Linked DNA regions of Homo sapiens: region 1 is linked to region 2. Evidence: chromatin contacts called from ENCODE Hi-C or POLR2A ChIA-PET data. All regions are on one chromosome and are shown on one strand. Each heading gives the region's core, a stretch centred on a gene start or an enhancer-like site at or near the end of the contact. The rest is flanking DNA. Distances are from core to core; before and after follow the strand shown.

Region 1 (3,686 bases), core at 426-2,925, 51 kb after region 2:
TGTTTTTTCCCACATCAAACGAGTGAACCATCTTTGTTTTCTGTCCTGCCTCTGCCGCCCACAGCTTGAATTCGGAGTGATTTACCACTGCACAGAGGAGCGGCTGTACACGGGCCGGCGGGGTCGGGGCGCCTTCTGCAATGGCCAGCGGCTCCGGGTCTCCGGGGAGACAGGTGGGCTTCACAACGCTCGTCTCAGTTTACTTCTGAAATAAAAGTGTGAAAGGAGAATGCCAAAGCCACCATGATGTGGGACGGTGGTGGAGGTCCCTTGCTGATGGTGTCATCTCTTTTTAGGGACATCGTGTCCCTGATGAACTGGAAATGGAGCCAGTTCTGTATGTTAGTGTTTTTGTTCACGTGGCCAGGAGCTTTAAATAACCTCATTCTGCTTTGCGCTCACATCCCTCATCTTTCAGGCTAAAAGTACTCCAGTCGCAGTCACGATTTGGTTGTAGTGGGATTGGGTGAGCAGCCCGAGGCCAGGTGCTTGTTCCCCTCAGAGCACCCGGCACACCTCGGTGGTCCCGATTTTGCCCAGGCACTGCTGCCCAGGTGCAGTCTGTGGCCCCTGAGTGTGCACAACAGTAACTGGCTTCAGCTTCTGTGAGAAGAGCCATCCTGGGGAATGAGTCATGTGAAGAGGCACCTTAGCCCCTCTGCAGTTATGGCCTGCCGTGATTTCCTTAGCCCAGAATCTCAGGGTCATCCAGTGGCTCTGAGAGAGGGGTTCCCATTCCCTGCATACTGCCTGGAACCGCCTGTCCTGAATGGGCCAGTTTAGGTTTTCACTGATTCTTTTCGGCCTTTCTCCCACATGGATGAATCTGGTGATATTTTAACTGCATTGTGAGACAGGTACTGTAGGGAACAGAAGAATGCCAGACAAATGAGAGAAGCCTCAGACTAGCAGCAGCTGCATGGGAGATTTTACAAGCTCCATAATACCTGCATGTCTGGGTTTGAAAAGGCGGAAGTGCACTGCTGCTTGTTTCTGCCTTGTGTGTCTCTGGCGTGGACATCATGCAGGGCCCCCCATCTCATTCCCTGCCAGTTACACTCTTTCTTCTGCTCTCCCATCAGCCTCCCTGCCGCCTCCCCTCTTGACCCACTTCCAGCCTCTCTTAAAAATTCCTTTCCTGGCAACCTTTCTTCATTGTCTCTATTTATTCCTACTTCTTTCCTCCCTGGCTGATGCCTGTGTGCCCAGATGGCCTTCGAGGCAGCGAGAGGAGCTATGGCCATGGCCCATCTCTGCTGCTGTGAGCCCGTGCGGCCAGGAAAGTGGCGGGCCAGGATGGATGAGGTGTCAGGAGAGGGCCCGCCACTGTGTGAGGGACACGAAGGGCAAGATTGTGCAAAGGAGAGGAGGTGGCTGCAGGAGAGCCCAGAGCAGGGGAAGGGAGAAGTCATGGGGGCCTCTGAGGGGCAACCAGCAGTTGGACTCACCAGTTAGAGCTTCTGATCCCAGAGAGGCCTTGGAATGGCCTCTGGCCCTGCCTCACCTTCCCTCTCCAGAAGTGTTTTGTTTGGCAGTGAAAAAAGTAGCTTTAATTACAGCTGTGCGTGCCAGGAGGTGCCCACTCCAGCCTCATTGTGTAACTGGTGGTGAGGAAGCATGCTACTAAGCATGCTCGGGTGAACTTTGCTCTATATTTCACTGGATTATAACACTGAACTCTATTAACATGCTCTTGGCATCCTGGCTGCCCGCCCGTGTAGCTCAGTCAGGCTGCAACTCTGCGTCCTCCCAGCCTGCAGGCTGCTAGCTCAAGCACCAACTCCACTAGGGCAAGGGCTTTGTCCAGGGCCCCTTTATGTGGCCCCCAGTAGGCCTGGTAATTTCGTAGAATGAAGGAAACATGAAGTGCTCATGTTCTGAAACTCATTTGTGACTTTAGAAAAATTCTGATGGATAAAATGCATAGCAGATAGCTGCTGCTAGTCTGAGGCTTCTCTCATTTGTCTGGTATTCTTCTGTTCCCTACAGTACCTGTCTCACAATGCTATAAAATATCACCAAATTCCTCCATATGGGAGAAAGGCCAAAAAGAATCAGTGAAAACCTAAACTGGCCCATTCAGGACAGGCGGTTCCACGTGTTTTCTACCATGGTTGTTTTCTTTCCTATGGGTAGATGGACTTCAGGAGGTGACAGTGCATGCTCTTCAGCAGCACGGTCTCTTGGCACCATGCAGACCCAATTTCAGATCCTGATTCTGCCGCTTTTTTTTTTTTTTTTCTGAGATGGAGTCTTGCTCTGTCACCCAGGCTGGAGTGCAGTGGCACAATCTTGGCTCACTGCAACCTCCACCTCCTGGGTTCAAGTGATTCTTCTGCCTCCCAAGCAGCTGGGATTACAGGTGCGCACCACCACACCTGACTAATTTTGTATTTTTAGTAGAGACGGGGTTTCACCATGTTGGCCAGGCTGGTCTCAAACTCCTGACCTCAAGTGATCCACCCGCCTCGGCCTCCCAGAGTGTTGGGCTTACAGGTGTGAGCCACCACACCTGGCCGATTCTGCCACTTTCTAAGGTGACTAGAACTCGAGCAAGTTCCTTAACCTCTCTGAATCTCAGTCCTCATATTGAAAACGGGGATGCTGATGATAATAAAAATAACCGAGAGGATTAAATAAGTTACGCATATAAAGCACCCAGCATAGTGCCTGGGGCACAGTATCCTAAAATGAGAACCATTATCAAAGAAGAAACTTGAATCTTTGCACAAAACCAATCAAGTCATGCCCCGTTGTTAAAATTAGGACTTGTTTCTGGAGGACACAGTCATTAAAACAAGCACCACTAATCTCTCTCTCTTTCTCCCTCTCTCTTTCTGCTTCCCTTGGCTTCCCCTTTCTTATTTCTATTATGCCTTGCTGGAATATCTTCAACTCACAAGTTAAAAAACAGCACTGGATAGAGGTAAAGGATTAGAAGAAGGCAAGAATTTTATTAGCTGCTTCTTCAAATTCTACCATGCAAATTTCAGACATACACAAAGTACACAGAAAAAGCAAAATGATGCCCCATGACCCCTCACATGGCAGCACGCCTGCTTCGTGTGTGTCCACCAGCTCCCGCCACCCCCAGCTGCCTGGAGCCAATCCCAGGCATCAGGTCACTTCCTAGTCAGTACTTCAGCGTGTCTCCAAAAACAGACTGCTCTCTTACAAATACAATCACATCATCAATATCACTCTCTACCCAAAATGCATCCCTAAAATCAGCAAATAATCCCATCAGTGTTCAAATTTCCAATTGTCTCGTTTTTATGGAAAGTGGCCTCCTAAGGTCATAGTCTGCGTTCTGGGGGGACTTCCTGTTCCTGGGTCAGTCTTTGTTGCCTTTTCACTGGACTGTGCTAGGAAGTACGTATTTTTTATTTGTTTTGTTTTGTTTTTTGAAACAGGATCTCACTCTGTCACCCAGGCTGGAGTGCGGTGGTGCAGTCTTGGCTCACTGCAGCCTCCACATCCTAGGTTCAAGCAATTCTCCTGCCTCATCCTCCTGAGTAGCTGGGACTACAGGCATGCGCCACCACATCTGGCTAATTTTTTTGTATTTTTTAGTAGAGACGGGGTTTCACCATGTTGGCCAGGCTGGTCTCAAACTGCTGACCTCAAGTGAGCCTTTTGCCTCGGCCTCCGAAAGTGCTGGGGTTACAGTTGTGAGCCACTGCACC
Region 2 (3,974 bases), core at 1,439-3,938:
GACATTTCAATAAATTAAAATTTTAGGATTATATATACATTATGTATATTTATATATTATATATTAAAAATTATAAAAATATACAAAACATTTATATGTAATATATAATATATAAACTTATATAAAAATATAATATGTATAAAAATATATAGTATATATGTATTATATTATGTATAATGTATATTATGTATTATATATTAATATATTACATATTAATATATTATAATATATTAATGTATATTACATATTAATATATTATAATATATTATAATATATATATATATATATATTTTTTTTTTGAGACTGAGTCCCGCTCTGTTGCCCAGGCTGGAGTGTAAATGCATGATCTCGGCTCACCGCAACCTCCGCTTCCCAGGTTTAAGTGATTTTCCTGCCTCAGCCTCCTAAGTAGCTGGGATTACAGGCACGTACCACCACACCCAGCTAATTTTTGTATTTTTAGTAGAGACGGGGTTTCACCATGTTGGCCAGGCTGATCTCAAACTCCTGACCTCAGGGGATCTGACTGCCTCGACCTCCCAAAGTGCTAGGATTACAGGCGTGGGCCACCGCGCCCAACCAAAATTTCAGCATAATATACTAATGTTCCATTCTTCTGCAACATCCTGAGCCATTAAAAAGGGGACAGTGCGCAGTTTGCCTGATAAATCATGTTTCTAAAACAAGTCTCTATGCCCTTTTCTCCCTCCCAGCAGTCTCAGGATATTTATTCTTAAATAAATTTAATTTTTGGTGTTCTTAGAAGGCAAGAAAGCTTTGAATCATTTCTGCCACTGCTGTTTTCAGTACTGCATACATCTCTCTGTTCCTGCTACAGCCTTCCTTATGGAGAAGCTTGGAATTTGATAAAGAAGGAAAGTTTCTTGGAGCAACCAGGAGTTAGTAATGTCATAGGATTATCAGAGCCACAATATTATCAGTCAGAGGATCTTTCAGGCTGCAAAGAGCCTGCAGATCATGATTAGAGGGTGTGGAAGGACTAGACAAGTCCTGGCAGCACTGACCCTTTATCCCTCCTCTTGCACTGCCCCCCCTCCCCCCACAACATTAAATCCACCCACTGAAAGTCCCATGAGCCTTTGGACAAAGTTTACATTATGCCGTTGGAAAATCTGATCCTATTCTGGATCATTGGCTTGCATCCCTTCCTCATTTGCATTTTGTGTGTCAGATCACTGGATCCAAAATAATTTGGTTGAGAACAAGTTGATCCAAAACAATATTTTTGTTTAAACAACAAATCATTGCTAACTAAATGCATCATCTACTATTTGTATTTTCTTGTATTTCTCATTTGAATCCTCTTTATTCATTTAAGGCATATTAGGCTCACTCTACTAGTTTGACAATGTCTTTGGTCTTTTAATTTTGCAAAATTGGCTAAAAATAAATGTTTCCAATCACCTACTTATGTTTGCATAATTTATATGTATGGTGTGGGGGGTGGATACTAATTTTAGATACCTTTAAAGTAATTGTGGCACAAATACCAGTGGTACTGAGTTGCTTCTCCAGCAAAGTGAAGCATAAAGAGATATAAACTCCTTGACCATCCTGCTAGGGGAGTTTCAGAATCCTTCCAGGTTACTTACTTTCTTTCTTTATTTTTTTTTGTTGTAGAGATGGATCTCGCTATGTTGACCAGGCTGGTTTCAAACTCCTGGATTCAAGGGGACCTCCCACCTTGGCCTCCCAAAGTACTGGGTGTGAGCCACCATGCCTAGTGAGTGCATGGTTACTTTGGTTACTTTCTTTTTTTTCTTTATTCTTTTTTTTTTTTTTAAGACAAAGTCTTGCTCTGTCGCCCAGGCTGGAGTGCAGTAGCACGATCTCTGCTCACTGCAACCTCCACCTCCTGGGTTCAAGCAATTCTCCTGCCTCAGCCTCCTGAGTAGCTGGGACTACAGGCGTATGCCACCACGCCCAACTAATTTTTTCTTTTTCTTTCTTTTTTTTTTTTTTTGTATTTTTAGTAGAGACAGGGTTTCACCGTGTTAACCAGGATGGTCTCGATATCCTGACCTCACAATCCGCCTGCCTCGGCCTCCCAAAATGCTGGGATTACAGGTGTGAGCCACCGCACCTGGCCTAGATGGTTACTTTCTATGTGCTTGCCTTTGCAAAATAAGGAACGTGTTCTCTTTGGCCCTACCTAAATCTGAAGCCTAGCAGCACATTTACAGCTTTCCCCAGGGTAGTCTGGGAGGCCCTTCAGGTCGGTAGCCTGTGGAATTAGCATGGTTTGGTGCTCTCACTCCTCACGCTCTCCAGTAGCCAAGACAAGAGGCCCCTGGCTAGCTCTGGTAATGCACCTCCTGCTGGGAGGATGCTGACACCTCAGTGTTCATACTCTGGCTTAACCTTAACACTGTTGCCTCAGAATGCATCTCCTTGCTCATTCTCCTGAGATATAGGGACTGCTCTCTCTTTCTCTTTTTGAGCTTTTTCCAAAAGTCTTCACCCTTCATCACAAAACTATTCAGAATGCTAGGAAACAGGCCCTTGTTGTAAGCAAAACATTTTTATAGGAACACAAAGTTAATATTAGTATAAAACTGCACACGTGTGAAATAAGAAGCCTAAAATGTGAGCAATCTTAGGGTTTATGTATGTCATTTGTTAGAAATGTTAGAAATCTTTGCAAATAGCCAAACAAAAGGTGAATTCAGCTCTGGAATACAGATGACTTGAGAATGATGCTCATGAACACACGGAGGGTTTTTTTTCCAAATATGGAAGCAGTAGAATTGACTTTAGAAGTTAACTTTATTAACAACTTCAGTAGAACTCTCCTATAAATAGAAATAAAATATACTCAGTTCTCTGCCTCAGGGATGGTTCCCCTACTACCACCACTCCCAGAGAAATACATTTGGGAGAGTTTTAGGAGTCAGTACATTTTTCAGTACCCTTGAGGATGTTTTTCTGTGCAGAGGAAAAATTATTCGGAGATGCCTTGGTCTTAAAAATTAATATTTGATTTTAAAAGAGTTTTTAGTTCCACTTCATTCACATTCCTTCTAGCAAATTTTAACAATTGGCTAGGCATGGTGGCTCATGCCTATAATCCCAGCACTTTGGGAGGCCAAGACAGGCATTTTGCTTGAGCCCAGGAGTTCAAGACCAGCCTGGGCAACATAGTGAAACCGTGTCCTTACAAAAAAAATACAAAAATTAGCTGGGTGTGGTGGCATCCACCTGTAGTCCCAGCTACTTGGGAGGCTGGGGTGGGAGGATCACCTAAGCCCAGGAAGTTCAAGGCTGCAGTGAACCCACTGCCCTCCAGTCTGTGTGGCAGAGTGAGACCTTGTCTCAAATTTTTTTTTTTTTTTTTTTTTTGAGACAGAGTCTTGCTCTGTCTCCGAGGCTGGAGTGCAGTGTGCAATCTCGGCTCACCGCAAGCTCCGCCTCCGGGGTTCACGCCATTCTCCTGCCTCAGCCTCCTGAGTAGCTGGGACTACAGGCACATGCCACCACGCCTGGCTAATTTTTTGTATTTTTAGTAGAGACGGGGTTTCACCTTGTTAGCCAGGATGGTCTCGATCTCCTGACCTAGTGATCCGCCTGCCTCAGCCTCCCAAAGTGCTGTGATTACAGGCGTCAGTTACCACGCACGGCCAAAAAAAAATTTTTTTTTTTAATCACTTTTTTTTTTTTTTCTGAGACGGAGTTTCGCTCTTGTTGCCCAAGCTGGAGTACAATGGCGCGATCTCGGCTCACTGCACCCTCCGCCTCCTGGGTTCAGGTGATTCTTCTGCCTTAGCCTCCTGAGTAGCTGGGATTACAGGCGTGCACCACCACGCCCGGCTAAGTTTTGCATCTTTAGTAGAGACGGGGTTTCACCATGTTGGTCAGGCTGGTCTAAAACTCCTGACCTCAGATGTTCCACCCGTCCCGGCCTCCCAAAGTGCTGAGATTACAGGTGTGAGCCACAACGCCCGGCCAACAATCAC

What was found. A loop is a pair of places that touch in the nucleus more often than their neighbours do. ChIA-PET counts read pairs that join two places held with the same protein, here RNA polymerase II (POLR2A).
Region 1: a map of astrocyte of the cerebellum shows a loop between it and region 2 (6-fold over the local background). The contact joins two enhancer-like sites. A Hi-C loop is called at or near these places in 2 of 168 maps with a recorded cell type or tissue (astrocyte of the cerebellum and sciatic nerve). POLR2A ChIA-PET finds 5 or more read pairs at or near these places in 4 of 52 experiments (HCT116, PC-3, WTC11 and 1 more).

What each region holds. Positions count from the first base shown.
Region 1 is chr18:12,014,201-12,017,886 of GRCh38, forward strand. IMPA2 (inositol monophosphatase 2) reads left to right here. Exons shown (of 8, transcript NM_014214.3): 5 at 65-173. Among named protein-coding and RNA genes, the nearest start is that of IMPA2, 35 kb to the left of the region's middle. Within about 2 kb of position 1,676, at least 16 of the 41 ENCODE cell types and tissues checked have a DNase peak (open chromatin) inside an H3K27ac peak, as active enhancers do.
Region 2 is chr18:11,961,768-11,965,741 of GRCh38, forward strand. No RefSeq gene overlaps it. Among named protein-coding and RNA genes, the nearest start is that of IMPA2, 18 kb to the right of the region's middle. Within about 2 kb of position 2,689, at least 2 of the 41 ENCODE cell types and tissues checked have a DNase peak (open chromatin) inside an H3K27ac peak, as active enhancers do.